Regions from separate parts of the Homo sapiens genome. Here region 2 is linked to region 1. A link is a loop called in an ENCODE intact Hi-C map of the cell type or tissue named here. Cell type or tissue: tibial artery. All regions are shown on one strand. Links, peaks and the distances in the headings refer to the core of each region. The heading gives the core; the rest is flanking DNA. Region 1 holds the start of LOC100506358 (a long non-coding RNA gene). Region 2 overlaps SMOC1 (SPARC related modular calcium binding 1).

Evidence for each region. Peaks named below come from ENCODE experiments on the same cell type or tissue, not always from the same donor. Only the 100,000 strongest peaks of a DNase experiment are listed, where the experiment ranks them.
Region 2: a loop joins it to region 1, with 11 times the contacts of the local background. A loop is called at or near these places in 104 of 110 quality-filtered maps.

What each region holds. Positions count from the first base shown.
Region 1 is chr14:69,809,667-69,825,410 of GRCh38, forward strand. It overlaps LOC100506358 (a long non-coding RNA gene), which reads left to right and starts at 2,094. Exons shown (of 2, transcript NR_149012.1): 1 at 2,094-2,332; 2 at 5,599-6,301. In tibial artery, for the core only: a CTCF peak has its summit at 9,216 (motif pointing right); a DNase peak (open chromatin) is centred at 9,218; H3K27me3 peaks cover 2,174 bases.
Region 2 is chr14:70,020,936-70,036,679 of GRCh38, forward strand. SMOC1 (SPARC related modular calcium binding 1) reads left to right here. Exons shown (of 12, transcript NM_001034852.3): 11 at 2,268-2,512; 12 at 9,307-11,431. The coding sequence ends at 9,323. Among named protein-coding and RNA genes, the nearest start is that of SNORD169, 51 kb to the left of the region's middle. RefSeq lists an enhancer at 1-171 and a silencer at 11,577-11,871. In tibial artery, for the core only: a CTCF peak has its summit at 7,061 (motif pointing left); DNase peaks (open chromatin) are centred at 7,016 and 9,046.

The sequences.
Region 1 (15,744 bases), core at 5,019-13,018:
GTTCTATGGAGGTGCTTCTAAGACGCCTTAAATACTTAGAATTTAACCAAAGAATGGCCGGGTGCAGTGGCTCATGCCTGTAATCTCAGCACTTTGGGAGGCCGAAGCAGGTGGATCACCTGAGGCCAGAAGTTCGAGACCAGCCTAGCCAACATGGTGAAACTCCATTTCTACTGTAAATACAAAAAAAAAAAAAAAAAAAAAAAGGCCAGGCGCGGTGGCTCATGCCTGTAATCCCAGCACTTTGGGAGGCCGAGGCAGGTGGATCACGAAATCAGGAAATCGAGACCATCCTGGCTAACATGGTGAAACCCCATCTCTACCAAAAAAAAAAAAAAAAAAAAAAAAGCCGGGCCTAGTGGCCAGTGCCTGCAGTCCCAGCTACTCAGGAGGCTGAGGCAGGAGAATGGCATGAACCCGGGAGGCGGAGGTTGCAGTGAGCCGAGATCGCGCCACTGCACTCCAGCCTGCGTGATAGAGTGAGACTCCATTAAAAAAAAAAAATTAATCAAAGTAGAAAATATTTTGACCACATAAAAATGGCAATAACCAAAAAAATAACAGCAACCTTGGGGCAAACAGCAGTCTTATGGAGACCACCAGCATGTGATCGTGTGTGTCTCTGCCAGCCTCAGCCCAGCTCCTCCTGCTGTCCCTGGGTGGTTATTTGCACTTGTCATGAATGTGCCTTGGTTGGAAGGCTGGAGCCCTGCAGACCCACAGGTCTATCAGAGGGCTCAGGGCCTTACCTTCTGTATGTTCACCTCATGAGGAAATCGTGGGGTGTGTAAGAAGTGAATTTGTAACACATCGTGGTGTGATTCCATTGTATTATGGATCACTTTAGCACCTGTCTTTTATTTTTATTATTGAGGTATGGTAAATACCTCTTAATAGAAATACATTTCAGTAAGTGGCAGGATACAGAATGCTGAGTACTAACCTTCCCCACCCCAAGCCCACAATATCCTGTAACCTGTGGCCCCTCAGCTACCTGGCTGGGAAGTTCCCTCATGCCTTTAGAGGAGGATTTCAGAAATGTGGAGAGAAGGAAGCATGAGGATACTCAGCTTTTTCATTGAAACTGAAAGCAGAGGAAAGTACTGATAGCTTTCAAGACCAGAATCTAGGCCAGGTGTGGTGGCTCATGCCTGCAATCCCAGCACTTTGGGAGGCCAAGGCAGGAGGACTGCTTGAGATCAGGAGTTTGAAATTAGCCTGGGCAACATAAGGAGACCCCATCTTTACAAAACAATGAAGAATTAGCTGGGCTTGGTGGCGTGTGCCTATTGTTCCAGCTACTTGGGAGGCTGAGGCAGGAGGATCCCTTGAACCCAGGAGGTGGGGGCTACAGTGAGCCATGATGGCACCACTACACTCCATCCTTGGCAACAGAGTGAGACTCTGTCTCAAAACAACAACAACAACAACAACAAAAACAAAGACCAGAATCTAAACAGTTGTCTAAACAGCAAAAGAAGAGCTGGGTTGGGGAAGGGAAGAGAATCAGAGGGAAAGCTGGAGAGAAACAAAGTTCCTGCACCCTGACCTACTATCCCACCCAAGGTCACAATCCTGGGTTGGAGACAGTCACCAGAATAAATGTGGGGACTCTGAGGCCAGAGAAGACCTGTGCTCCTTCCCAAGCATGGCCTGGGGAAGTTGGCTGAGATCCTGGAGTACCCTGTCTGGTCAGCTGTCATTGTGTCTGACGACTGCTGGATGGAGCATTGGGGCAGAGAGGCCACAAGTTGGCAAAGTCCTCCTCCTTGAGACTCCCGTGGCTCAATAGGTACAGGGAGCCAAAGGCCCGTGGGACGTGACCAACTCAGCATTCCACTGAGTCTATATGATCAAACAGCAAACTGTTTATCATGAATACAGAATGTGGGCAAACTCACGACCGCGCCTGCCCCAGAAGGTTTGCTGAGGGCAATCACTTCCTGGCGCCAAGCTCCTTGAGGTTATCTACTGGGACATCTAGAGAATGCAGTCTTGTGAGACTACTCTGGACGAGCAGCTGACCCCTTCTTCCACCCCCCTTCTCACTATCTCTTTTGCCTAATAAATACGGAGGGCTGTGTAAAGGTCAGGGCCCTTGTCCACTAGAGGCAAGGTGCCCCCTGACCCCTTCTTCCAAATATACGCTTTTGTCTTTTATTCCTGCATTCGCCCGCTTTGTTCAGTCCCCCTAGGTCCATGTGGGTTACATAGTGGCGCCGCAGAACAGGGACTTCAAGGACGTAAACGAAGAAGGTCTGCTGGAGCAGAGGAACTGAAATTGAGAAGGTGAACGGGGACCCCAGGCCGAGTCTGCCGACAGGGATATAAGGTCGGTGCCCTAAAGAGGTACTGGGAGCAGTGCTTTAAAGAAGTACTAGGAATGGGAAGTTTTCTGAATCAGGGTAACATGAGTCAGAATTTGTCTGTTGGAGAAAAACATTATGTGCAGTTGCTTAAAGTTTTGTTGAAACAAACTGGTGCTCAGGTCAGTTCTCAGACATTAAGATGCTGCCGGAGGTTATTACGCATAACCCATGGTTTCCACAGGCACTCTTGATGTGGAAAATTGGGATAGAGCAGAAGGATTAAAACAGGCTCATCAAAAAGGTTTTAAAGTTGATTCTTCAGTTTTTTCCACTCAGAGTTCAGTTCGTACTGTACTTCTGCCATTATCTCATTATTATGCGGGGTAGCAGGCTGAATCTAAAAATCTGAAAGAATCTGTTGTCCCACCCACAGATCCAATTGAAAATAAAAGACAGGAGAGGGAGAATAAAAATTGGCCTATACCACCTCCTCCAGTTGCAGAAACATCTGTACTGCCTCCTTTGGTGGCAAAAATAGAGACCCCCCAATACAGAGAATTTATGCTCTGCTGTCATAGCCGGAGAGCCCTTAGGACCTTGTGCTTTTCCTATTTCCGTAACGCCTGATCCAAATAATCCGCAGCAGGTTATTCACGAACACACTCCACTAGAGTTTAAGTTGTTAAAGGAATTAAAAGCGAGTGTGGTAAATAATGGCATACAGAGCCCATTCACTTTAGGATTGCTAGAATCAGTGTTTGGTGTCATACATCTTTTACCCTTTGATGTGAAACACTTGGCGCGAACTTGCTTGTCTGCGAGTGCATAGCTGATGTGTAATTTCAATTGGCAAGAAAAGTGTGCAGAGCAGGCTAGACAGAACTGTGCTGCTGGAAACGGAGACATTACAGAGGATATGCTATTGGGTAATGGCCCTTATTCAGACCTGGAACGTCAAATGGCACTCCCAGACGCTGCTTATCAGCAGTGCGCATAGGCCACTAAATGCACTTGGGCCACAATTCCTGAAGAGGGAGTCCCAGTACAATCCTTTTTACATATCATGCAAGGGTCATAGGAACCCTATGCACAGTTTCTTTCAAGATTACAAGACGCAGTGAAGCGTCAGATTCCTCATACCATGGCTGCAGAAATGCTAACCTTAACTCTAGCTTTTGAGAATGCAAACACGGATTATAAAAGTGCACTGGCACCTGTGAGATGTACAAAAAACTTGGGAAATTTTCTCAGAGCTTGTCAAGATGCAGGAACTGAGCTTCATCGCTCTTCAATGTTAGCTGAAGCAATGGCTAATTTAGTAGTTGACAAATCTAAAAGGAGCCAAGGGTCAAGCTCTAAAATGGGAAAATGTTATAATTGTGGAAAAACTGGACATTTAAAAAAGGAATGCCACCAGATCTCAGGACAGAAAGGATCTTACAATGCAGTTCCCCCATCAGCGGAAAAAACGCCAGGACTTTGTCCTCGCTGTAACAAAGGAAATCACTGGGCTAATCACTGCTGCTCAAAATTTCATCGGAATGGCACCCCCCTGTCGGGAAATGAGATGGGGGCCTGGACTTGGGTCCCACAAACAGTGAGGGCATTCCCAGTCCAGACCTTAACCCCGTTTTAGGCATGGGTTCCTGGAGGCACATTGATTCCATCACCCCAGGAACACCAGGAAGTGCAGGATTAGATCTACCTGCCAGAGAAAGAATCACATTAGTTGGGGGAGACAAACCCATCAAAGTTCCCACTGGTATTTGGGGAACTTCACCAGCAGGATACATGGGACTAATTTTAGGCAAAAGCCGCCTTAACTTGCAAGGCATGACTGTAGTCCCAGGAGCTGTTGACTCTGATTATGAAGGAGAAACTCAAGTAGTTTTAATGTCACAAGATCTTTGGGTTTTTGAACTGGGAGAATATATTGCTCAATTATTGCTTATTCCCTGCAAATTACACCCTTCTCCATGAAAGGAGAAACGAGGAAATAAAGGGTTTGGGAGCACAACTACATGGGAAATCTATCTATCCCGACCCATAGCCTCTAATAGACCCACCTGTGTAGTACAAATTAAAGGAAAGAAATTTTATGGGCTTATGGATACGGGAACTGATGTATCAGTAATATCTAAAGACAATTGGCCCACATCCTGGCTCTTGCAATTAACTTCTACATCCCTAGTGGAAGTAGGAACAGCTCAAAGTGTTCAACAGAGTGCTGAGATTTTACCTTGTCTTGGTCCGGATGGGCAGTCATGTACTTTTCAGCCTTATGTTGCAAATATAGCTATCAGTTTATGGGGCTGAGACTTACTTACAGCATGGGAGATGAGACTTACAAATGAAAACTTTGATAACCCAGGATTTAAAATGTTGAAGGACATGGATATCAGAGTGAAAAAGGTTTAGGGAAATTCCTACAGGAAAATCCTAACCTGATATCAGTAACTGGCAAAACAGATAGAAAAAGGCTAGGAAATCAGGATTTCTGACAGAGGTCATTGATATTTCTCCCCTGCCCACTGCCTTACCATTAGAATGGCTTAGTGACAAACCTGTGCGGGTGGATCAATGGCCCCTAACACAGGAGAAGCTAGATACCTCTGGTGCTTCAGCGCAATGCTGAGAGCTAATTACAGTCATTCAGGTTTTACAGCTCACAGCTTCAGATCCTATCAACATTGTCTGTAATTCAGCTTATGTTGTAAACGTAGCCAGTCACATTCACATGGAAACTGCTACAGTTAAAAGTACACTAGACCCAGAACTGCTTAATTTGTTTCACTTATTCTCAAATGCTGCATGCTACATGCCAAACAGGTGAGACAGCTGGTCATGTACAGTGACATTGTCTGTCATCATTTGCTCATATGGGGATACTTAAACAATTAAAAACTGACAATGGACTCGCTTATACTAGTCATGCTTTTCAAAATTTCTTATAGCTTTGGGCTATAACCCATAAAATAGGAATTCCTTATAATCCTAAAGGACAAGGCATTGTAGAGCAGGCACATTGAACATTACAACACATGTTGAAAAGACGAAAGGGGTATAGGAGGCCAACTACCACCTCAATCAAAACTACATTTAGCCTTATTTACTTCACATTTTTGGACTCCTGGTACAGATGGTAAGACTCCAGCAGAAAGACATTGGCAAGTGTTAGAGGAAAAGAGGAAAGTTTATCTGAAAGCATTATGGAAATCCCTGGAAGGACAATGGAAAGGTCGGGTGGATTTACTGACGTGGAGAAGAGGGTATGCTTGTGTTTTCACAGGAGATGGACAAGCCGTGTGGGTGCCCTCAAGGTGTGTGCAACCATGGAATGGGAGACTGGAGGAACCCAGGGTGGCCAACCATGGGTCCGGTCCCTCTGGTGTGAGCCATGAGCCAGCTGAGCCTGAGTGCGAAGACGGAGAGAAGGCCGACCACAGTCATGACATCAACCCCCATAACCTGGGGACAACTCAAGAAAACCACACAGGAGGCTGAGAAACTACTGGAGCACCAGGGACAGTCTGTAAAGTTGGATGGACCATCAATGGGAAAATGAGAGCTGCCCACCCTGGCCTTACACTCCTTCAATTAATACATAAACAGAAAGGAGGATATACAGAGAGCCAAAGGCCCATGGGACGTGACCAACATTCCACTGAGTCTATACGATCAAACAGCAAACTGTTTATCATGAATACAGAATGTGGGCAAACTCATGACTGTGCCTGCCCCAGAAGGTTTGCTGAGGGCAATTGCTTCCTGACGCCAAGCTCCTTGAGGTTATCTATTGGGACATCCAGAGAATGCAGTCTTGCAAGCCTACTCTGGACCGAGCAGCTGACCCCCTCTTCCACTTCCCTTCACACTATCTCTTTTGCCTAATAAATACGGAAGGCTGTGTACAAGGTCAGGTCCCTTGTCCACTAGAGGCAAGGTGCTTCCTGACCCTTCTTCCAAATATACTCTTTTGTCTTTGTCTTTTATTCCCGCATTTGCCTCCTTTGTTCAGTTCCCCTAGGTCCTTGCAGGTTACAAATGGGCAAGCAACTGGCTGGTTTGGAAGGGACTTCTGGGCTGGGATAAGAAGAAGCATAGTGCAGGACTCAGGAATGGGATTAGGGAAGGAGTGTTCTGGGCGGAGGGAACAAGTGGAGCGGGCCTGGTTTGGGGCTCATTTGGCTGAAGGGGCAGAGGAAAAGTTAAGGAGGAAGGGGCACGCTGGTCGGTGTAGGCTGTGGAGGGGACTGCTGATTGTGATTGTATTCTCAGAGTGGTGGGGGCCATTGAACATTTTAAAGAGGGCAGCAACATGATCATTCATTCTGGCTGCTTTGTGGGAAATGCCTTCCAGGGATTAAGAGTGGAAGAAGGAAGATGACGACAATCCAGACCAGAGATGAAGGTGGCTTGAGGGCGGCTTGGCCACGGCTGTGCTGTCCCACATGGAAGCCATTGGCCAATTAGCTATGAGCACTTGGAATGTGGCTGGTCTGAATGGAGATGTGCTGTGAGTGTAAAATACAGACTGAATTTTAAAGGCTTAGTACAGAAACAAGAACATCAGATATCACACGGATAATTTTTAAAACTATTGATTACACGTGGAAATAACACTGTATTTTGACCACCACGCTGTATGGGGTTAAATATTTTATTAAAATTCATCTTGCTTGCTTCATTTTACTTTAAAATCTGTCATCTAGAAAATCTACAGTTAGATACATGGCTTGTGTTTGTAGCTTGTGTGATATTTCCAGTGGACAGCAGTGGACTAGAGTGCGAGCAGTGCGTGGCAAGAAAGGCTTGGATCTGTGTTGATCCTGAAATAGAGCTGAGGAGAGCATCAGGGGTAAAGGAGGGAGAGCTGAGCCATGGGTTTATCGGTTTTCCAGGAATGAGGGATCCTGGGGAAGAAACACGTCTGGGGAGAGGCCATTCATGAATAAAATGTGCAAATGTTGAGCGGTCCCTTCATCATCCAGGTGGAGATGTGGAGTATGGGGCTGGACTTTAGAGGCAGTCAGGATGCACAATGGAAGTCATCAGCGTTTGGGTGGCATTTATAGCGCTGGGACTGCAGGAGATGATCTGGAAGTGAACATGAAGACGGAAGAGAAGAGGACTGAAGTCAGAACCCTGAGGTGCTTCAGCATTTAGAGTTGGGGAAAAGGAAGAAGATGCAAAGGAGACTGGTAAAGAATGACTAGTGAGGCCACAGAAACCCAGAAGAGTGTGGTGTCAAAACGCCCTGAAAAACCACCTGGAGGACCGGACCTAAGTGGCTGCTGCCCCCTGGAAGCAGGTCCCCCGCGGGGAGGGGGAAAGGAAGGGCTGCACTGCAATGCTTGGTTCCTTATCCTGAGCTCACCCTTCCCATCAGTCACTACACAGCAGCAGAGAGGAGGGACCTGGGCCTGGAGAGTTCCACAGAAGCCAGGGGCATGGAGATGGCCCCCACATGCCTGCTGCCTTCGCCTTTCTCTTCCAAGAATCCAGAGTGGCTGAATTGGTTCAACCCTCATAACCGATAATTCTCCTGCACTTGAATCTTACTCTCTCCAGTCTATTCTACCACACAGAATGGGACATGGAATCTCTCAAAGCCCAGCTCTGCCCTTCTCTGTCTCTCTGCCTCCTTGTCTCTCTCTCTGTCTCTCTCTCTTACTTACACACACACACACACGCACACTCACACACACCCCATTTAGCAGCCGTCAGTGTGAAATGGATTAAAATCCAAGTTCTTTTTTTTGAGACGGAGTCTCGCTCTGTCCCCCAGGCTGGAGTGCAGTGGCGTGATCTCGGCTCACTGCAACCTCTGCCTCCTGGGTTCACGCCATTCTCCTGCCTCAGCCTCCCGAGTAGCTGGGATTATGGGCTCCCGCCAACATGCCCGGCTAATTTTTTGTATTTTTACATGTTAGCCAGGATGGTCTCGATCTCCGCCCGTCTCGGCCTCCCAAAGTGCTGGGATTACAGGCGTGAGCTACCGCGCCCGGCCTAAAATCCAAATTCTTTAGCAAGACGTCCAAGGGCTTCCCTGATCTGACCCCGATCAGAATCCTTCCTGTCCTGGGGGGGCCCACCTCTCCTTGGAGGAGAGTGTTCTCTTCCTCCTTAAAGGTTTGCCACATTTGTGTGTGCTCCATGAAGGTGCTTGGTAAACATCTGGAAACCCTCAGGACACCTTCCATAGGCCCTTCTGTTCCTTGTTTCCCTGCCATGGCTTCCCCACCGGAGGATAAGCTTCTGGAAGACAGGAGCAGAGACGTGAGTGGGTGGATCGGCAGGGCAACTCTCTGGGCACCCAGTTGCACGACAGCTTTCAGGTTTCGGACTAGTTTTGGCAGTGTTATCAATAAGTGGTGACTTGTTATCCACATTTAAAATTCTTAAATTTGCCTCTCAAAAAATCGCCCAATTTAAAAAATTGCAAAAGAGAACAGAAGAGAAAAGAAAAATTACAAGAAAGTTGGAAACATTTTGCTGACAAAAAATTTTTGAGACCTTTTGGACATTGCTTTATATCTACATGCTTGTAAATGAGCTTCTTTGGTTAAGTGTGAATGATTAAAGCTTTACATGGGTACATGTAGGAAATTCCTTATTTAAGCATAAGGGATTACATGATTTTTGTTTTATTAGAGAATCCCTTCTCCAGCCAAACAAATGTTAAAGAGATTTGAAGGGGCCCCAAGTTATCATCCGCTGCCCAGAAGCCCTCATGTCTCCATCTGATTCTATAAAGGAGTGTGGGTTGGTCAGTCTTTACATTTCCTGTAACTCTTAGAACGCTGTTAAATAAGTGATGCTTTACACGTGGTAGGGCACTTGCTGTGTTCACCGGAATCAAACTAACGGACAAAATTTCAGCTGCACTTATAAATTCTACCACCAGAGGGCAGTAAGTCATCACTGATGGGATTGCCCTGCTGTCCCTTAGGTGCAGGGCAATCCCGTCAGCGGTGTTTGGGGAGGCGGGGAGGGGGGTGCGGAGTGCAGATGCGGGGGAAGGAAGGGATAAGGAAGATGTTTTCATATGGATAATCCTTTGTGGAAGCCGGAAAAACCTGCCAGAGGGATAACTCAGCTTGACCTGATTCACAGCTTCTTAAAGCACTGTGTATAAACACAACTTTCGTATTGATTTTTCTATACATCCAAATTTCCCCTTGATCTTTCAACCACAGTAGTTCTGAAATAATATACACTTCTCTTGCTTATGTGGTTCAGATCTTCTCTTCCCAATTCCAAGACTTCTAATTGGTTCATAAAGCAACATTTAAGAATACGAAGTCCACTTCCTTCCCCATTTAATAAAGGAACACCTATAGTGCCTTCTGAAGGCCTGCTATGTGCCAGGCACTTTACATATCAAGTCCTTTTTATTTATCAAAACAACCCTGTGAAACAGTTACCATTAACCCCATTTTACAAATGGGAAAACGGAGGCACAGAGAGATAAAATCATTGGTCCCAGAACAAGCCAGTGGCAGAGTGAGGATGTGAACCCAAATCTGCTGGCCTGCCCACTCATGCATGTATCCCAGTTTTTCTCCACCTCAGCCCTATTGCCGCTTTGGGCTGGATAGTTCTTTTTTGGGGGCAAGGACTGTGGGCTGTGTATTGCAGGATGTTTAGCAGCGCTATCGGCTTCTACCCCCTTGATATCAGTAGCACTCTTTCCCCTAGTTGCAACAACCAAAAATGTCTCTAGACATTGCCACAAGGCCCCTGGGTAGCAAACCGTCATCGGGGAGAACCGCTGATGTGGAAAAGCCTTGGCTGGGCTTCCGGATGCAGCAGACCAGTGTTGCCTTACAGCAGGAAGCCAGGGCTCTGTCCAGGCGCTGGCCTTCCAAGTGTCCCGCTCCAGCTGTCTTCCAGTTGCTGCTCTCTTAGAATGAGGCATCCACAGTACCTACCTGCTGCACTTCCACTTTTCTGCACCATATTCTATTTTCCAGGGCCTCCCTGGGCTTGTTGCTGGTTCTCCTGGCTGCTGGAGTGTGCACCTCTACCCCTGGAGTGTGCCCAGTGTGTCTAGCCAGTGGGGAGGGCGGTAGGCAGAGCTGGACATGGGAACTAGGTTATCTGGATACAGAAGTGCATGCAAGGCCCCTCTGCTGGAGGATGCTGTTAGAGGTGGGAAGAGAAGGGTGATGGGCTGTGGGCCAGGGTCTCCATTTGTATCTTGACTAGTTCAGGGTGGGCCTGCTTCAGACCCCTGCGGCTGGGGTAGTTGGGGGAGATGTGCTTGTAGGTGATACATTTGTGACACCCCAGTTTGAAGACCTCAGAATCACCGTGTCTGCCGACACAGAAAGGCTGTTAGGGCTCCAGGCTGTCTCCTGAATTATGTTTCTTTAGGGAAGTTTTCACCATGTTTACTGCTCACTTGGTGGTCATTTCCTACCTACAAAAGTCACTCTTTTTCTCCTGGAAAAGCAGACAGGAGTCAAACTAACAAAGGCATATGGAGAAGAGGGGCTCAGCCAGGCTCTCTTACCCACTGAGGAACCCTCACTCATGACAGCCTTCCAGTGGAGAAGCAGTCGAAATCATGGCTTGTAGCCCCCGCAATGGAAATAGCTTTATTTTTATTAGAGGAAATCATTGAAATGACTTACAGGCATACTTGACTACAAGTAATAGAGGTGTGGAAATGTTTTAACTCATTTGCAAATACTTGAAGTACAAAATTTACTCAGAATTCTCATTAATGGGTATTTATTTATTTTTAATTTTATTATTATTATACTTGTTTTAGGGTACATGTGCACAACGTGCAGGTTTGTTACATATGTATACATGTGCCATGTTGGTGTGCTGCACCCATTAATGGGTATTTATAATGTTGCTTTCAATCATTTAAACACAATAAATAATACATATCTGTCAACAGAGGACTGGTTATAAATTTATAGCACATCCGCATGCTGGAACCCAAGGCAACCATTACAGCCAGCAGCAAACTTAAAAAGATGAGGCACACTGGGTGTGGTGATGCACGTCTGTGTATCAGGTACTAGAGAGGCTGAGGTGGAGAATCCTTGAGCCCAGGAGTTCAAGTCCAGCCTGGGCAACATAGCAAGACCCTGACTCAAAAAAACAAAAATGAGAAAAAAAGATGAGCCAAGAGTAATTTATTCACATGACAAGTATATTCTGAGCCTATGGTATGTGTTAGTGCTGAGTAAAACCCTGGATAATAAAAACATGCTTTGACTTGCAAAGATATCCATCATAGAACATTAAGTTTAAAAAGCGAGATCACAGCATACATAATACAATCACATATATGCTATCATATATTTATACAGAGGTAACAGTAACCATTTACTAAATGCTAAGATTCACTGCACACCAAATATTAGGCTAAGCATGCATGTATGATAATTTTATTTAATCTTCACATCTATGAGGTAGGTTTTTTTTTTTCTTTTCTTTTTTTTTTTCTTCTGAGATGGAGTCTTGCTGTGTCACCCAGGCTGGAGTGAGTGGCACCACCTCAGCTCACTGCAACCTCTGCTTCCCACGTTCAATCGATTCGCCTGCCTCAGCCTCCCGAGTAGCTGGGATTACAGGCATGCACCACCATACCTGGCTAATTTTTGTATTTTTAGTAGAGACAGGGTTTCACCATGTTGGCCAGGCTGGTCTTGAACTCTTGACCTCAAGTGATCTGCCCACCTCTGCCTCCCAAAGTGCTGGGATTACAGGTGTGAGCCACTGTGCCTGGCATGGTTTTAAATACTTATAAGTGCATACATCTCACCTATTTCTTGCTAAATTTAATCCTTGCTATTTCATAGCTTTAGCTTTGTTTGCTGCTTCAAAGTGGAACCCCTCCCCTCAGTTTTCTAACTGGATTTTCCTTTCTTTGTCACAGTATTTGTATTAGTCAGAGTTCTTCTCTAGAGGAATGGAACTTATTTTGTATATATATATGGGAGTTTATTAAGTATTAACTTATACAATCACAAGGTCCCACAATAGGCTGTCTGCAAGCTGAGGAGAAAGGAGAGCCAGTCCGAGTCTCAAAACTGAAGAACTTGGAGTCTGATGTTTGAGGGCAGGAAGCATCCAGCATAGGAGAAAGATGTAGGCTGGGAGGCTAGGCCAGTGTCGGCTTTTCACACTCTTCTGCCTGCTTATATTCACTGACAGCTGATTAGATTGTGCCCACCAGATTAAGGGTGAGTCTGCCTTCCCTAGCCCACTGACTCAAATGTTAATCTCCTTTGGCAACACCTTCACAGACATGCCCAGGATTACTACTTTGCATACTTCAATCCAATCAAGTTGATACTCAGTATTAACACCACAAGTTCACCCCTTGTCAACATGAACCCATACACATCTCCTGAGATCATACATAATCTTCAAATAAAGACAAGAGTAAGGTCATAATTATGCCTAACATAATACAACTATCTTTCACACAACTGGAAACGCACCAATCCGCAACCCAAATACTATTACATAAAGTTTACTACTTAAATGCTGATGTGAAGTCAATAAATCTTATGTCACATGATAAAGGAAAAGAGAAATAAAATGAAGATATTTTCTTAGTGCAGGTGTACACATGCACCAACATGTTTTTAACAAAAGAAGGAGGAAATACTCATGACAATTACAGTCCTCGTTTCTATAGCTGATCACATGGTCGTAGCTGGTATTGATGACTACCTTCCTCTACTACCCATTCTGTGCTCCCTTTGCCTTCAGCAAGCGCCTCAGCAGGTCGTGGTTTTTTTCCCTGGTGGAGTGACCCAAACGTTCATTCCTGAAGGGTCTAGGTCATTTGTAGTCCTGCCGGGATTGGGCTGTTGTAGTTTCCCATTGACCTGAATCACAGGGCATGGTAATACTAAGAGACGCTCTAATGGATCTTCTGTATTCCATGCCTACCCTTTCTTACCTCTGTTATGGATTAGTAGACTAATTTCATCTTGATAGTCCAGGTCAATCAGCCCAGCCACCTGGTGAGGACAAATTTCTGCCCTTTCTATGATGGAAGAGGTCCAATATAGTTAACTTGCCACCAGGTAGCTGGCTGATCACCCCGAGGAATGGTTATTGAGGGTTCAGTGTTGGTCTCTGCTGCTGGCAAATTAGGCACTCAGCAGTGGCCGTAGCCATGTCAGCCTTGGTGAGTGGAAGTCCATGTTGCTGAGCCCATGTGTAACCTCCATCCCTGCCACCATGGCCACTTTGTTCATGGGACCTTTGGGCAATGACAGGGCTGGCTGGGGAAAGAGGCTGAGTGGTGTCCACAGAACGGGTCATCCTATTCACTTGATTATTAAAATCCTCCTCTGTTGAGGTCACCCGTTGGTGAGCAAGTGCTCACCAACATGGGATACAAATATCTTCACAGTTTTTGACCACTCAGGTCCGTCCACATACCTCTTTCCCAAATTTCTTAGTCACTAATTTTCCAATCGTGCTTCTTCCAAGTCCCTGACCATCTAGCAAAACCATTGGCTGCAGCCCATGAATCAGTATATAATTGCACATCTGGCCATTTCTCCTTCCATGCAAAGTGCACAACCAGGTGCACTGCTCGAAGTTCTGCCCACTGAGAATATTTGCTTTCACCTCTGTCCTTCAGGGATGTCCTAGAAAGGGGCTGTAGTGCTGCAGCTGTCCACTTTTGGGTGGCGCCTGCATGTCGTACAGAACCATCTGTGAACCAGGCCCTAGTCTTCTGTTTCTCTGTCAACTGATCATAGGGAACTCTCCATTAGGCCATGAATGCAGGCTGGGGGAGAGAAGGCAGGGTGGCAGGAGTGGAGTCCATGGGTTTTTGAGTCACTTCCTCATGTAACTTACTTGTGCCTTCAGGACCTGTTTGAGCCTGATCAAGTATATACGACTTCCATTGGATGATGGGATGCTGCTGTGCACGACCCACTTTATGTCTAGATGGGTCAGAAAGCACCCAGTTCATGATAGGCAGTTCAGGTCGCATGGTGACTTGACCCATAGTCAAACGTTCGGTTTCCACCAAAGCCCAGTAACAGGCCAAGAGCTGTCTCTCAAAAGGAAAGTAGTTATCTGCAGAAGATGGCAGGGCCTTGCTCCCAAATCCTAGAAGCCTCCACTGTGATTCACCTATGGGGGCCAGCATCATTATCTGCCACTGACACCTCAAGCACCATTGGATCTGCTGGGTCATATAGCCCAAGTGGCAGAGCAGCTTGCACAGCAGACTGGGCCTGTTGCAGCGCCTTGTCCTGTTCTGGTTCTCGCTCAAAACTGGCAGCCTTTCGGGTCACTCGATAAATGGGCCAGAGTAACACACCCGAATGAGAATGTCTTGCTTCCAAAATCCAAATAGTCCCACTAGGCATTGTTCCTCTTTCTTGGTTGTAGGAGGAGCCAAATACAGCAACTTATCTTTCCCCTTAGAAGGAATATCTCGACAGGCTCCACACCACTTGACCTCTAGAAATTTTACTGAGGTAGAAGGTCCCTGAATTTTAGTCAGATTTATTTCCCATTCTCTGGCACGCAAATGTCTCACCAATAAGTCCAGTGTGTTTGCTACTTCTTGCTCACTGGAGCCAATCAGCATAATGTCATTAATGTAATGGACCAGTGTGATATCTTGCAGAAGCAAAAAGTAATCAAGTTCTCTCCAAATAAGATTATGACACAAAGCCAAAGAGTTGATATACCCCTGAGGTAGGACAGTAAAGGTATATTGCTGGTCTTGCCAGCTGAAGGCAAATTGCTTCTGGTGGGCCTTATGGACAGAAATGGAGAAAAAGGCATTTGCCAAGTCCATGGCTGCATACTAGGTACCAGGAGACGTATTAATTTGCTCAAGCAATGAAACCACATCTGATACAGCAGCTGCAACTGGAGTCACCACTTGGCTTAGCTTATGATAATCCACTGTCATTCTCCAAGATCCATCTGTCTTCTGCACAGGCCAAATGGAAGAGTTGAATGGGGATGTGGCGGGAATCACCACCTCTGCATCTTTCAAGTCGTTGGTGGTGGCACTAATCTCTGCAGTTCCTCCAGGAATGTGATATTGTTTTTGATTTACTATTTTTCTAGGTAGAGACAGCTCTAATGGCTTCCATTTGGCCTTTCCCACCATAATAGCTCTCACCCTACCAGTCAGGGAGCCAATGTGGGGGTTCTGCCAGCTGCTAAGTATGTCTGTGCCAATTACGCATTCTGGCACTGGGGAAATGACCATAGGATGAGTCTGGGGACCCACTGGACCCACTGTAAGTTGGACCTGAGCTAAAACACCATTAATTACCTGACCTCCATAAGCCCCTACTTTAACTGGAGGACCACAATGATGTTTTGGGTCCCCTGGAATCAATGTCAGCTCAGAGCTAGTGTCCAGTAGTCCCCGAAATGTCTGATCATTTCCCTTTCTCCAATGCACAGTTAC
Region 2 (15,744 bases), core at 3,905-11,904, 210 kb after region 1:
GGGAGCCCCAGAAACACGTGTTGGAGGGAGTGCGCCTCCCCTGGCAGGGCCTCTGGGTGGGATGACCTCATCCCTTCCCGTCTCAGTGACTGAGGCTTTATTATTCCAGCCTCTAGGTAGACATTACGCTATACTGAGCCTAAAGGTTAAAGGAAGAGCTGCCTTTGCCTTGGAACTCTCATGGCTCCCTGGCAGGAGGGGCTGAGCAGGAAGGTCCCTGACTGCCTCCCTCATTGCTTGAGAGAACTGAGTTCCTTCCTTGGGGGCCTTCTGTCTCTGCTCCACAGCCTGTGTCCTCCCTGCTGTTTGGGGAAAGGCAGGGACAGGCAGGTCACTCCCCTACCTGCACCAATAGAATTCCAACAAAATTTTCTGCCTTTGCAGCTGGTATGCACTGCAGGGGCCGTCTTAACAGTGAATATTGCAGGTAAAATAGGGAAAGATGGAAAACACCAGAATACTGTGTATGCTGGCAGAGACAAAATCTGAGTTCTTCAGTGAATAACTTCATGCCTGTTTCAAAGACCTCCTGAGCCTGGTTTCCATGACAGACTAAGCAGATTTCCTAAAAGTTAGAGGCAGCTGGCAGCTCTCCACGGCTCCCTCACACCTTCCGCCAGGTACTCTTTGAGTTAAACCTGTCACGATGAGGTCCCCTTGGCAGATCCACTAATTGCATCCTCCTGGAATCAGTCCAGGATGCCCGGATTACCTGCTCAAGACTGAAATTCAGCTAATTAGGAATAGGCATCTAACAGGGATGGATGACTGGCTTTTTTTCCCCCCGCATAATGGAACTTCTTTTTCCCTGAACTTGGACGTTACTTGGTGGGGTGGAAGAGGAGGGAGTTTGCTGGCTTGTTCACAGGGGAGGGGTCAGAGATTATCTCCCTTCTGGAAAACTCAGCAAACCCCAGAGAAGTCAGGGTGGCATGACAAGTGCCTTGAATAGTTTCCCCACCAGGAACAGCTTCAGAATGTGCAGACAGGCCTTCGACCCTGATCTAGGATCCCTCTGGAACAGTGAGCCCTCTGCCCCACTTCTGACCTCTGGTAGTCATGTGCTCTGTCCCAGCGCCCTGCACACTGAGGATGTGAATGTGTGGGACTCCCAACATCAATCTTTTTCTCCTTCCCCAGGGGAAGTTGCACAAGGGCCTAGATCACAGTCACTCAGTGCCAAGCCCTGGGAACAGGAGCCATGGGGCTCATGGGGTTCCATTCTCCTCGTTAGTGAACCCAGGCAGCCCCTCTGTAATAGACCCATTATTGGCTTTAAAAATTGTAAATAGTAGTTATCACCCTGACTCCGTTTTGGGAGAAAATAGGAGACAGTTAAGTAAATAACATAGATGAGTAGGCCATTACATACAGTTACACATGTAGACGTAGATGTTGGCCTTGTAACTTGATGAGGGGCTGTGTTAGATGTGCTTGTGACTCTGCCTCTGGATGCCAGGAAGTGTTCTTGGTGACTCTAGTCCAGCATTTCTCAGCAGAATCACCTGGCAGTGCTGGTGAATACATGGTTTCCTGGGTCCACCCCAGATCCCCTGACTAAAACCTCAGGCTGGAGAGACTCATCCCCAGTAGGTCCCGGCTTTTCCAGTTTTGGAACTTCTGTTGGTGTCTGACCCAGTTGCTTTCTTCTCTCAATTCCCACTGCACTGGATGTCCAGCAGTGATGGACCGTGGGAACCTCACACCCCACATTCAGTTGTCATGACTATTTTCACCTTTTTGGCTCTGTCTCATAGAGACAGTGAGCCACTTGAGGCCAGGGGTGCACCCTCCAGGGCCCAGACTGGCACTGGGCGTACAGTGGATGCTCAGAGCACCTTCCCCACAGTCAGTCCACCACAGGGCACATGTTTACGTGTAATGAGCAGCTTGTCCGCAGTGAGTGCTAGGCCAGGGGAGGGACAATTTGGATTCCAGCTCTGGTTTATTCAGCAAATTAGATCAAGCCAATTTGTCTTGAGCACCCATCATGTACAAGAACATTTCTGGCTTTGGTAGAGGGTGAGTCATGTTTGTGTAATAAGGATTACCCACCTGGGGAGTCCTGAGAAAAGAATGGTCCAATCTTAGGATTTGAGTCGGAGAGGATGGCTTAACGTTGCCACAGGCTGAGCCGCTGTGGGTGGACTTTGGCTTGGAGGAGCCGTTTCTACCTGACTTTCTGGGGGCAGTCATACCAGGGCTGATGGTTCCTGCAAGATCCTGATTGGTGTTCTCTGCGGTGGGGGTGTTTGTCCATGGCCCAGGTTCTCAGAGCCAGACCCCAGCCACACCCTGGAGGAGCGGGTAGTGCACTGGTATTTCAGCCAGCTGGACAGCAATAGCAGCAACGACATTAACAAGCGGGAGATGAAGCCCTTCAAGCGCTACGTGAAGAAGAAAGCCAAGCCCAAGAAATGTGCCCGGCGTTTCACCGACTACTGTGACCTGAACAAAGACAAGGTCATTTCACTGCCTGAGCTGAAGGGCTGCCTGGGTGTTAGCAAAGAAGGTGAGTGCTCTCCCCTGTGCTCCTGGCCTTTCAATACTTGCCCCCACCCAGGCATGGGACCAAGGGCTCTCTGATAAATGAGATTCCAGATACTCATCTATTCATCAATTATTTGCTGGAAGTGTGCTATGCTTCATGCTAGATGTTTGAGACAGTGGTGGAATTGACTGATAAGGTCCCTATCCTTGCACAGAAGACAGAGCTTAAATAAGCACTCACATGAGCTGTGATACATGCTGTGAGAGTGTGCTAGGGTGGGCCAGGCTACAGTCACAAGTAGACCCATACATCATGGCTTGACACAGTGGAAAATTTTTCTTTCCCATATAATAGTTCAGCATGGTCGCAGGTTGTAGGGTGTGTGTGTGTGTGAGTGTGTGTATGTGTGTGTGTGTGTGTGTGTGTGTGTAGGGGTAGGAGTAGGGGCAGGGATTGCTCTATGCAGTCACTCTGGGATCCAGGCTGAGAGTGACTCTGCCATCTTCATCATGTGGCTTCCAAGGTTACTCTGGGGGTCATCTCCATCCTCAGTCAACCAGATGGAGTAGACATGAAGCAGTGCATGTGAGGGAGTTTCATGGGCCAGTCCTGGAAATGACACTCATTCCTGCTGGTATTTCACTGACCAGAGCTCGGTCACTAGGAAGGCTGGGTTTTATGGGCCAGCCCTGGAAATGACACACATTCCTGGTCATAATTCATTGGCTGGAACTCAGTCACTAGGGGAAGGGAACCCAAGAAGAGAGCAGCATGAATTCTGGTGAACACCTAGTAAGCTCTGTCACAGCAGGGCAAGTGCAGAGCATTGTAGCAACATATATAGGGGCACCCAAGACTCTAAGGGACAGACAGCCTTGAAAAACTTTTGAAGGAAGCGATGCCTAAACCAGGGCTCAGCAAACAATGGCCTGAATGCTCAATCTAGTCTGTGGCCTGTTTTTGTACAGCCTGTGAACTAAGAATGATTTTTGCATTTGTAAAGAGCTGTAAGTTTTTTTTGAAAGAAGAATATATAAGAGGGACCGTATATGGCCCACAAAGCCTAAAATATTTACTATTTAGTCTCTTGCAGATAAATTTGCCAACCCATGGTCTAACCCATTACTGGAAACATGAGTAGGAGATGGCCAAGCAGAGAGGTCAGGAGAGGGAAGAGTGTTCTAAGCCAAGGCAAATGAGGAGTGAAGCTCTGGAGGCAAGGAAACAGTTTTCAATGAGCTGAAGGATGTTTGTGTGACTGAAATGAATATTTTAACAGTGGTAGGAAGAGCAGGGGTGGTGACAAGAGGCAAGGTGAAGTTGGAGAGTTTTTAAATTCAGGTGAAAGACTTTAGACTTTATAAGGGTAGTGGAAAGCTGTTGAAGGCGTTCAGAGAATTGATAGTATCAGTTTTTCTTTAAAAAGTATTCTGGTTTCAGGGTGGGACATGGATTGGAAATGAGCAAGGCAGGGTCATCCAATAGGAGGCATGGCACAGTCCAGGCTAGAGTGATGGAGGGCCAAGTTATGAAAACACAGCAGGGTAAGGGGAATGGAGAGAAGTGGGTGATTGGAGATCAAGTTAGGTATGGGACAAAGGTAGGTTTGTTCAGCTGGAGGCATGGCTGCTCACTGAGATGGGCAACATGGAAGGAAGAGCAGGTTAAGTATAGAGGGATGTAGAGGGTGCCCAAGTATGGTTTGGACACGTTGAGTTGGATGCACATGAAGGATGAGTGGCTCTGTAATGCAGGTGAAGGGTCTGAAGATGCAGATTTGGGTGATGCCGACTTATTTGAAATGGAAGCTTTGGAAAAGCTGAGATTTCCTAAGGAGAGAGTTTAGCAGAAGAAGATAAAAAGGCCTTTTCCTTGTTCCTCAGTTGTCAGAGTAAACCCAAAGAATAGCATGGGAAATGGATGGGTTCCCATAGGAACCTGGGCTTGGGATCCACTTCCCACCGCCCGCCCCGCCATGGCTGGTTTCTGGCCTTGGTTCTGGGGCTTACTGGTGTGTGACTGACTTCATTACTCTGGGCATGCCTGTCTGACGCGGATGCTTCTCTGTTCCCATAGTACTCTGAGTCTCCAGGACTCAGCAATGAGTCAATGGTTCAAACCCTGCCTCTGTCCCGGCCTCGCTCTTTCACTACATGCGGCTTGAGTGTCCCTTATCTGAAATGCTTGGGACCAGAAGTGTTTGGAACTTTTTCAGATTTTGTAATATTTGCATTACACTTACTGGTTGAGCATCCCAAATCCACAAAATCTGAAATCCGATATGCTCCAGTGAGCATTTCCTTTGAGCATCATGTCAGCACTTAAAAGGTTTTGGATTTTGAAGCATTTTGGATTTCAATTCAGTACAAATTACTGAACCATTCTGCATTTCAGTTTCTTCACCTGCTTAATGGGAAAAATGCTAGAGTCTATCTCATAGGACTGTTGTGCTGATTAAATGGGACAGTGAGTTAAAGCATTCCCAAAGTTCCTGAGAAATTGAAATAACTCAATAGAAGTTCAATACTACTATTCTTCTTTGTAAGATGAACTTACACTGTGTTGCAGTTTACTCTTCCGATTACCCCTTGAAGCCAAAAGGATTCTCTCTCTCAATTCCTAACCTCTAGCACCGTACATGGCACCTGGTAATTCATTAAGTCCTTGTTAGATGAATGAATAAGTGAAGGAATGAATGGATGGGGGGGTTGCCCCTTCCGGTGACATTATGCTCTGACACGCTTGGAATTTGTGGTCCTTTCGCAGAGCACAGTCAGATGGCCAATGTCGGGAAGAGACCATCCAGTGTCAATGTAGACCCCAGGCATACCAGGGGCACTCCTGGGCTAAGCGATGATGCTCTGTACTGCCCCTGCCTTCGGCCCCCTTCCCGTGCTAGTAGTTCTGGTCTGCACAGCACACGGAAGCCAAGCAATGGCTGAGTGTGGTGAGCTCAGATCCACCGAGCTCAGGGACTCCTCCTAGCCTTCCTCTGAAGCCTTTCCAGGCACCAGGTGTCTGCCAGTCCCAGCTGACATACAGGACCTGACAGAAGCATCCAGAGAAAACTGAAGTAGAATGTAGATTTAGGGATCCCTGGTCATCTGGATGTTCCTCCTCAATCCAGGCTCAGCTGCAGACAAGTGTTAGTTTCAGTTATCCTCATAGCTTTGCCCACAGAGGCCCCTAGGGTGCTTTGGAGTGCAACTGTCATTCTTCTTGGCCCAATACACCCTCTTGAACCTCTCACCTCAAAGGTAGGACTATGGAAAGTCTGGCCAGAAAGCCCGTGTCTGTGACATGTCTCTGAATGTATATACACATGTCTGTTTGTGCATGTCTCTGTGGGTAGGCCTGAGTGTGCACCTGTCTGTGTTCATGTCTGTGTCTGTTTGTACATGGTCTACACTTATGTCTTTAAGTATGGCTATGTGTGCATGTCTATACACATGTGTGCATGCATTGTGCATATGTCTGTGTATGTCTGTGCATGTGTCTGCATATGTGTGTGTATGAGTGTGATGGAGTGAGGGAGAGTAGAACATTGAGATAAGAGGAAGAGGGTATGTAGGATTAATCAATGGGGTGGGGTGAAGTGGAGGCTGAGTAGACTTAAAGCCTATGCAGAGGCAGAAAGGATTCCTGTGTCCCCACTCTCCATTTCAACACACACCACAGGACACACTGCTCTGGACCCAAGCAGCCCAGAGCTAGAAGGCTCTGTGGGTCCTCTAGTCCATTTTGCAGTCTAGGAGTCAAGGCTAGCCCAGAGAGGAGTAGCGATTTGCTCAAGGGTACATGTGAGGTACCACCACTGCTGGCGCTTGGCCCAGCCTCAGGATTCCTGGGCCAGACTGCTGTCCCCTCCAGGAGAAGGACCCCAGTGTGTTTGAAGATGTCGCCTTGTGTGAGCAGGCCAGTCTTGGTTGCCTGGTGAAGCCAAGGGAGTGGCCAGTGGGGGAGTCTGGGGAAGAGGGGGAGCAGACCAGCCTGGGGGCAGCGTGGGCAGGAGTAGAGGTGTTGCAGGGGGTGAGGGTGCCACCAGCAACCTGAGTGGGGAAGCCCACAGTTTCCAGGCAGGCAGTGCCTATGGGATGACGGACCACTATTGAGAGGCCCAGGAGCAGTGTGGGTATACCATGATCAGGCACAAGTAGGGGCTGGAGTAAGTGCAGAGGCCCTGAAGTCAGATGGGCCTGGCTTGATTTTAATCCCAGCTCTGACAATTACCGGATCTTTAATCCTTGGCAAGTTACCTAAACTCTCTAAGCCTCCGTTTCCCCATTTGCAAAGTGGAGATTATAGTACCTACCTCAACGATTTGGTGAGGATGTAATCAGATAATGTGTGTGAAGAACTTAGCACGGTACCTGGTACATAGCGAAGGCACAAAAGAAATTGGTAGCGGTAGAGGAACATGTCCGGGAAAGAAGGTATGAGTTTCAGAACTGCCCCCTCCATCCCTCTGCTCTGCAGGGCGGCAGAAAAAAGCCCCTGTGGTCAATGGTGTGCAGGGGCTCCGGGAGCAGAGCCTATGCGTCGGTCATCCATCCCGTGTCGTGCGGTGCCCCCTGGTGGGCTGCGAGGGGCTTGCATGCTAGGTGGGGACAGAAGCTGGCTGGGGGAAGGATGCCGAGCTTGGGGACCAGTAGAGTTTTGGGTCCAAGGGACTGAATTTTTGGAAATTCCACTGGATCACAGATATTTTACCAACCAGACTCCTCCCTGGAGAGCTGAATTCTCTGCATAACATGCCTCTTTCTTCACTTTCCCAATTTATAAAGCACCTTCACTGGGATCATTGTCACTGTCCTGTGAGGCAGGCGGGGTGGGGTCTAGTGCCTCCTTTTCTCAGAACTATCCGCTCTTCTTTTGCCTTGTCTGAGGATGCCAACTGCCTGGGGCTCAGCCTTCTTCTCTTCCATCCTCCCTGATGGCTCAGAGCATGATTCTGGAGGCAGCTAGCTAGGTCGGAATTTGCTTTGCCGCATGGAAGCTGTGCCATCCTGGGTGGGTTACTTGATATCTCCAAGCTTCAGTTTCATCATCCTAAGATGGAGATAATTTTATCACTCTCAAATAAAGTCGCTCTGAGGATTAACTGATAGGACTTAGGTAACAGGATTAGCACATAAGCCTCCATGAAAAAGAGCTGGTTACGGCTAGCTGTCCATTTTGCTTCACACATCTCAGCCTGGTGGGCAGGACTGCTGTGCACCTCCTTTTTAGATGTGCTGACCTTTCTACTCAGCAAGGAGAGAAGCAGCTGCTGGAGGGAGTGGAGGAAAGGTGGGATTTGAAGTCAGCAGCCTGACTCTGCCGCTTCCCACCTGCCTGCCTTGGGGCTGTCACCTTCTTTTAGAGTTCATGTCCTCCTCTGTAAAATTGGATAAACCGATATCCACCCCACGCCCACTCCACCCCATGTCCGCTCTCCTTTCTTCAGTTGTAAGGAATATTGGCATAACCCAGGGGACATGGAGCTGTGGCTCACATGACCAGCGGGTGGGCTTGGGTTCTGCAGCGCTGTACACTCCTCAAAGCCCTTTCTCCTCCTCCATGAATTCAGTGGATCCTCAAGGCAATTCTGAGAGGGAGGCAGAGCAGAAGCCGTACAGCTGTGGTTCTAGCTCCCAGGCTGTAGACTGACCCAGAGAGGTTCAGGGGCATGCACAGAGTCACGTGGCCCTAAGCATCTCGGAGTGGTGGCGGGGGGCAGCTCTTGATGTGCTTGCCCCCAGCTCCTCGCTCCTCTTCAAGAGGCCAGGACCTGCTGGAGCAGGCGTGGCAGTTTCCACAATGGCTCAGCACCCTGTGGGGAGATGTGGGTGTCAGCAGAATGAGGCTGGGACTTTGTGTAAGTCGCCCCTCTGCTCTGAGCTGCTGCTGGATTCCTTCTACCTCTGACATTCTGTGACTCGGGGAACCAAGACCTGGGACAGTTCTGTCCAGGTACATCAGCACCAGAGCCCTTCTTAGTGGATAGCTGAGGGATTGCAAAGAGGTGCCCAGCAGGAGCCAGGCCTTATGGAAAAGGGACTTTGTGTGAAGGCGTTGGCCAGTAATAAGTTCACCTGAGCCATAGACACTCACAGAGCAAAAAGTAGGGCCAAACAACTTTTTGCTCTTTCCCAAGTCTGCTCTTTATTCTGAGGGTCAGAGAGGACAGAGACCCAGCATACGGAAGAAGGTGCCAGTTCTCTGGTCAAGGCCACTCAATGTCACATGTTCCTGGTTTGTTGCAGGTGGTAGCCTTGGCAGTTTCCCCCAGGCAAAATGAGCAGGCACAAACCCATTCAGTAAGTTGCCCCTTTCTGGGCTCCTCAGGGGTGAAGGGATTGGCCAGGTGACTTAAGCTCCCATTTTCAGGTTGTTTGCTGAGGACACGAGAGAACTATTGGGTCAGTGCCAATGGGATTCTGCCATCCCCACCTGTAAACAAACCCCTGTCGTTTCCACCCCAGCCCCAGGTTGAAAAGCTGGCATGTGAGAGTAGTGTGATCTGAACAGAGTGCACACCCTGCAACCCACACTTCCCTAGGCCAAGCCTCGTTCTCTCCAATGCCAGACTTATTTCAGTTGCAGTGGTGGTGCCTCATAGTGGCAAAGGACAGGCTGGTAAAACATGCTCATCTGCAAGTCCAGGCAACCTGTGCCCCACCTAGCCTCATAGAGGACAGCAGGTGGAAAAGGCTGCACTTGTGGGGAAATTGATGGACATAGCTGGATTTCTCACAAGCCCAACTCTAACTTCTTGCTTATATCTGCCCCCGACCTTTTTTTTTTTTTTTTTGCATTCTCCTTCCTTCTCTCAGTAGGACGCCTCGTCTAAGGAGCAGAAAACCCAAGGGCAGGTGGAGAGTCCAGGGAGGCAGGATGGATCACCAGACACCTAACCTTCAGCGTTGCCCATGGCCCTGCCACATCCCGTGTAACATAAGTGGTGCCCACCATGTTTGCACTTTTAATAACTCTTACTTGCGTGTTTTGTTTTTGGTTTCATTTTAAAACACCAATATCTAATACCACAGTGGGAAAAGGAAAGGGAAGAAAGACTTTATTCTCTCTCTTATTGTAAGTTTTTGGATCTGCTACTGACAACTTTTAGAGGGTTTTGGGGGGGTGGGGGAGGGTGTTGTTGGGGCTGAGAAGAAAGAGATTTATATGCTGTATATAAATATATATGTAAATTGTATAGTTCTTTTGTACAGGCATTGGCATTGCTGTTTGTTTATTTCTCTCCCTCTGCCTGCTGTGGGTGGTGGGCACTCTGGACACATAGTCCAGCTTTCTAAAATCCAGGACTCTATCCTGGGCCTACTAAACTTCTGTTTGGAGACTGACCCTTGTGTATAAAGACGGGAGTCCTGCAATTGTACTGCGGACTCCACGAGTTCTTTTCTGGTGGGAGGACTATATTGCCCCATGCCATTAGTTGTCAAAATTGATAAGTCACTTGGCTCTCGGCCTTGTCCAGGGAGGTTGGGCTAAGGAGAGATGGAAACTGCCCTGGGAGAGGAAGGGAGTCCAGATCCCATGAATAGCCCACACAGGTACCGGCTCTCAGAGGGTCCGTGCATTCCTGCTCTCCGGACCCCCAAAGGGCCCAGCATTGGTGGGTGCACCAGTATCTTAGTGACCCTCGGAGCAAATTATCCACAAAGGATTTGCATTACGTCACTCGAAACGTTTTCATCCATGCTTAGCATCTACTCTGTATAACGCATGAGAGGGGAGGCAAAGAAGAAAAAGACACACAGAAGGGCCTTTAAAAAAGTAGATATTTAATATCTAAGCAGGGGAGGGGACAGGACAGAAAGCCTGCACTGAGGGGTGCGGTGCCAACAGGGAAACTCTTCACCTCCCTGCAAACCTACCAGTGAGGCTCCCAGAGACGCAGCTGTCTCAGTGCCAGGGGCAGATTGGGTGTGACCTCTCCACTCCTCCATCTCCTGCTGTTGTCCTAGTGGCTATCACAGGCCTGGGTGGGTGGGTTGGGGGAGGTGTCAGTCACCTTGTTGGTAACACTAAAGTTGTTTTGTTGGTTTTTTAAAAACCCAATACTGAGGTTCTTCCTGTTCCCTCAAGTTTTCTTATGGGCTTCCAGGCTTTAAGCTAATTCCAGAAGTAAAACTGATCTTGGGTTTCCTATTCTGCCTCCCCTAGAAGGGCAGGGGTGATAACCCAGCTACAGGGAAATCCCGGCCCAGCTTTCCACAGGCATCACAGGCATCTTCCGCGGATTCTAGGGTGGGCTGCCCAGCCTTCTGGTCTGAGGCGCAGCTCCCTCTGCCCAGGTGCTGTGCCTATTCAAGTGGCCTTCAGGCAGAGCAGCAAGTGGCCCTTAGCGCCCCTTCCCATAAGCAGCTGTGGTGGCAGTGAGGGAGGTTGGGTAGCCCTGGACTGGTCCCCTCCTCAGATCACCCTTGCAAATCTGGCCTCATCTTGTATTCCAACCCGACATCCCTAAAAGTACCTCCACCCGTTCCGGGTCTGGAAGGCGTTGGCACCACAAGCACTGTCCCTGTGGGAGGAGCACAACCTTCTCGGGACAGGATCTGATGGGGTCTTGGGCTAAAGGAGGTCCCTGCTGTCCTGGAGAAAGTCCTAGAGGTTATCTCAGGAATGACTGGTGGCCCTGCCCCAACGTGGAAAGGTGGGAAGGAAGCCTTCTCCCATTAGCCCCAATGAGAGAACTCAACGTGCCGGAGCTGAGTGGGCCTTGCACGAGACACTGGCCCCACTTTCAGGCCTGGAGGAAGCATGCACACATGGAGACGGCGCCTGCCTGTAGATGTTTGGATCTTCGAGATCTCCCCAGGCATCTTGTCTCCCACAGGATCGTGTGTGTAGGTGGTGTTGTGTGGTTTTCCTTTGTGAAGGAGAGAGGGAAACTATTTGTAGCTTGTTTTATAAAAAATAAAAAATGGGTAAATCTTGGCGGCTGTTGCCTCTTTCTTTGGGTGGCTTCCTTTAATGAAAAGGCTTTATTTCCTAGAAAGCTTAGTTCGTTTCCCTGGCCTGGGTGCTCTCCACTTCCATCCAAGGACATCTGAGGTGCTGCCAATGATGAACCTAGCAGGGGACCCGGAAGTGGCCAGTGTGGTACTGCACCTAGAGAGGGGACTCCCTTGCTAAAGGTGTTTGTGCACTCTCTGTAATTCTTCCTCTTACCTCCACCCACATGTCTGCCCCACGGGATGCCCCTCCCTGACTGCCATTCCCTTCCTCTCACTGGAATGTAGGGAATGTTGCTGGCAGAGCTTTGGGGGCAGGGCTTGGGGAAGAGCCTATTCCATGGCTTCAGGCTGTTGAAAGTGGGTACATTGCCATCATCCAGATGACAAGACGCCAGGCTGAAATGTAGCCATAGGTGGGGAGCAGACCCCCAGTGGAGTTTTTCAGCCTGTACCCCAGTTTTGTGGGGTATCTATTCTGGCTGAGGCTGCAGGTCTGGTTTGCAGAGCTGGAGAACTCCCAGACGAGGATTGGCAGCAGGGGTGGAGATTCTAGGTTTTCTCCAGCGTGACCGGCCTCTTTGCCTTTTTCCCTGTGTGCACACACAGCTGTCCCTGGAAATGACCGCCTCAGCCATCCCCTTGGGAACCTTCTCCAGATTCCTTGTGCCACACTCTGCCCCCTTGTCTTTGCAGGTGAACAGAAGATAATTCCCCTTGTAAACCTCTCCTCCAGCCTTTGCTCCAGCTAGGCTTTCTTGCGACAGGGTCTAAGCCCCGGAATTTGATCACGCAGGCCACTCCTTGTCCAGGGCTTGTCCTTCCTTGCAGCTCAGAAGAGAGGACAGGTGGTTCACGGCACACTTACCGAGTGCCAGACACTGCGTGCTATGTATACAGGCCCTGTCGTATGTATGTAGTACCACAACCCAGTGACACAGGCGTCATTGTTCCTATTTCTCAAGTGTGGACTCAGACTCAAGAGTTCAGTGTCTTGCTGGGGTCACCCAGCTGGAAAGGCAGAGCAGGAATCATACTTAGATTTTCTGACTCCAGGCCTGGAGCTCTGCCTACTCCTCAGCTGCCTTCCTTGAAGGGTTAGAACTGCAACTGTCTCCTTCCTGTCCAGCTTGGGTCCTGGTGGGAGTTCCATCCAGCAGTGAGTGCATTTTTTCCCCAGAGCAGTTAAGGGTCTTATTAAAAGCCACCACTTTGCTGAGGCCTGTACAGGCCTTGGGGGTTTGGGGAAGAGAAATAAGGCAGGCACTTGTCCCTTCAGGGAGGGACTTGTCCCTCACTGGGAGGTTTGGGGTTGACCTTGGCTCCAGCAGAGATACCCAGCCTGGCGTGGAAGGGGCAGGTCTGAGCTTACGCTTGACTGCAGGGCAAGCTGCAGGCCTCTTCTGCCTTCCCCTGCATTCACCAAGGACAGTAGGACCAAGAGTCAAGGAAAAGTGCAAGATAGATCTATCCCATTTCTTCCTCCACCTGGAGATTCCTGAGCTATGCTCAGCCTCTGTGGGGCAGGGAAGACTGGGGACATTTTTAGTCAGGATGCTGAGAAGTAATTCCTGCTGGGGCCAGGCATCTTTTCAGGGCTGCTGTGATGCCAACAAAGAAGGGGCCCCAGGCCCATCCTTACTCCTGGTCCCCAAAAGGATCCAAGTGGGATGGGAAGCTGGCAGCACCAACCCACTTGTAGATTAACAACAACAACAAAACACCAACAAATAAAAAAAAGCAAAACAACAACAACAAAACAAAACAAAAACCAAAAACTAAAAAACCAAACCAAAACCAAAAAGCCCTGGATCACCAGGCTGTTCATCTGGCTATTTACTCCCAAGTTCCTGAAAGACCTGCAAGGCCACAGTTGTGCCCACCAAGGAGGCTGAAGACCTTCCCAGGCACCATGACCTTCTGGTCTGTGGTGTTAGGCCTTTTTCTACTACACAGGTGGAAATAGGTGAAGCTTGATCTTTTCATGCAGCACTGCCGAATCAAGCTCTCAACCCTAGGGCCTGGATCAACATTCCCCTTTGTGTGCCTTTCATGAGTTGATAAGGAAAAGGGCCATGACCTTGGTTCCATGCCTGCCTACTCCTGCAAGTGTCTGTGCTATGTATGGGGCACAAGTCTCTCTTGTCATTTCTCGTCAAGTCTTGGTGGGGCACTCTGGCCAATTCCTTCTATTCCTCTACGCCACCCCCAACCAACACCTCACCCAAGCAGCCCCTGCTCCCTCTCCTGCTCTGCACTGCCCCTTTTTCCTCTGTCAGGATGCACTCTGTGAAAGCTGTCTTGCCTGTATCCTCCTAGCCAGAGCGCTAACTCTAGCTACTGGTCGGTGGTCCTGTATGTAGTACCCCAGACCAGGCCTGTCTACAAGTCCAGGGCAACCCTGAGAATTCACACACTTGATGGTCACATGCACTGCATACTTGGATGTGGTCTCTCCACACAGTGATGGACACGTTGCTCAACTGCTCATAAGACTCAGTCAGGAGAGACCAGGATAAGCTTCAGTAAGTACACCCTTCCCAACCTCTCTGGCTCAAAACAGAAAGGTGTTTTTCTCACTGCTGCGACACAGCAGTGAGATAACAAGAGTAATGTACTCAGCACAGTGCCTGGTACAAAACTGGAGCTCAGTATCTGTCAGTCATCCTCCTCTTCCTCCTTATTTGTATCATCAGTGAGCGTTGGCACTGGGAGGAGCCTGAAAAATCACCTATTCTAATGGTTATACGTGAAAAATCTAAAATCTCAATAGATAGGCGGAGTGGCCATCTCCAGGTCAAATACTTTTAGCTTGTGACACAGCCAGAATTAGAATTCACTTCTGTCAACTCCTAATTTAGCATTCTTAATAGCAATTACTTTGCTATACATTTAAAGAGGCATACAGCATATATAGATGGAAAATTCCATTAAATGATGGAAAGAAGTGTGTCTACTGAGATGTTGAGTAGTTCACTGTATCAGATTCTAAAAAATGAGTTGTTTAGGGAAAGGTATAGTGAAATATACCTGACAAGGCAGTGAAATGAGGTAGAGATAGAGTGATGGGATGCACATGCCATTGCAAAAAGCATTATGATGCGGGCTGTATGATGGAGTTGTAACTTCTGGAGGAAAGCTAAAAATGGAGGAACAGATTAATATCAGCAGCAAAATCACATGGTCTGGCAGGAAAGTCAGGGCCAGTGGACAGAGAACCTACTACAGGAGTCTTCAGCCTGGTTTTGCTATGAACTAGCTGTGTGACCTTGAGCCATTGGCTTCACCTCTCTGGGCCTCCTTGGTGTTTTTGCCCAGGAGTTCTCACTGTATGTCAGACATTTTGCTAAGCCTGTTATCTCATGAAATAATTGCAACAACTCTATATGGTGTGCAGAAATCTCCTGCCTACCCCATCTGGAGCCATTCTTCCCCCTTCTTCACCTGCTGCGTGCTCTGCCTGGGGGACTAACTTTTATGCATGGCATCAATGGAGTTCTTGTGCTCTCTGGATGACCAGGAGTCCAGTGGGAGATGGGAGAGTGGGAGGGGAGGGAGGACAGGTGTTATTCTCTGTAAGGTTGCCTTGGGCTGGCTTTGTTTTTTGACTGAAAGGTATCACTCCTCTCTAAGAGGCCTATCTACCTGATTCTCTCTCCTTCTCAGTTCCTGAAACCTCTCCTCTCCTTCCACTTGGGCCTAGGAGGAAGCAAACTCATAAAGTGGAACTCTGGGTTTGGGCTGGTCATGAGCAGCTCAAGGACAACTTCCTTGATGAGGGCAAATGGGACCCAGGTAGTTCATGGTAAAGGGTGGCATCATCAATACTCAAATTATCACTGAATGGGGTAGAGAATAAAGTGGAGGGCAAGATGCTGGGGGATCAAGTGGTTCTAATGCTTTGTTCCTAGAGCAATTGCAGTATTTTCAAAAATTATGACATCACCTGATTATTTGCATGACTCTTGAGAACATACATGGGGGAAAAGACAAATTAAAAGCTATTAACATGCACAGGGAGAACTGGAAGTCCTCCCAGGAAACTTTAAAGGAGTCCCTCCTCTCCTATAGCTGCAGGGACCACAGGGATATGGACCAAGCCCAAGTTGCAGCATTAATTAAATGCTGGACCCCATTAGGACTCTTCAGGACATGAGTAGGGAAGGAGTAACACCAAATAACATATGACTTAACCTACCCATGTAGAACTGGGTACCTTTCCCAATAAATTATAAAATTGAACTTGCTCAGAAATATTTATTATAAAATGGAAGTGGTATGTATATAGGGAAAACA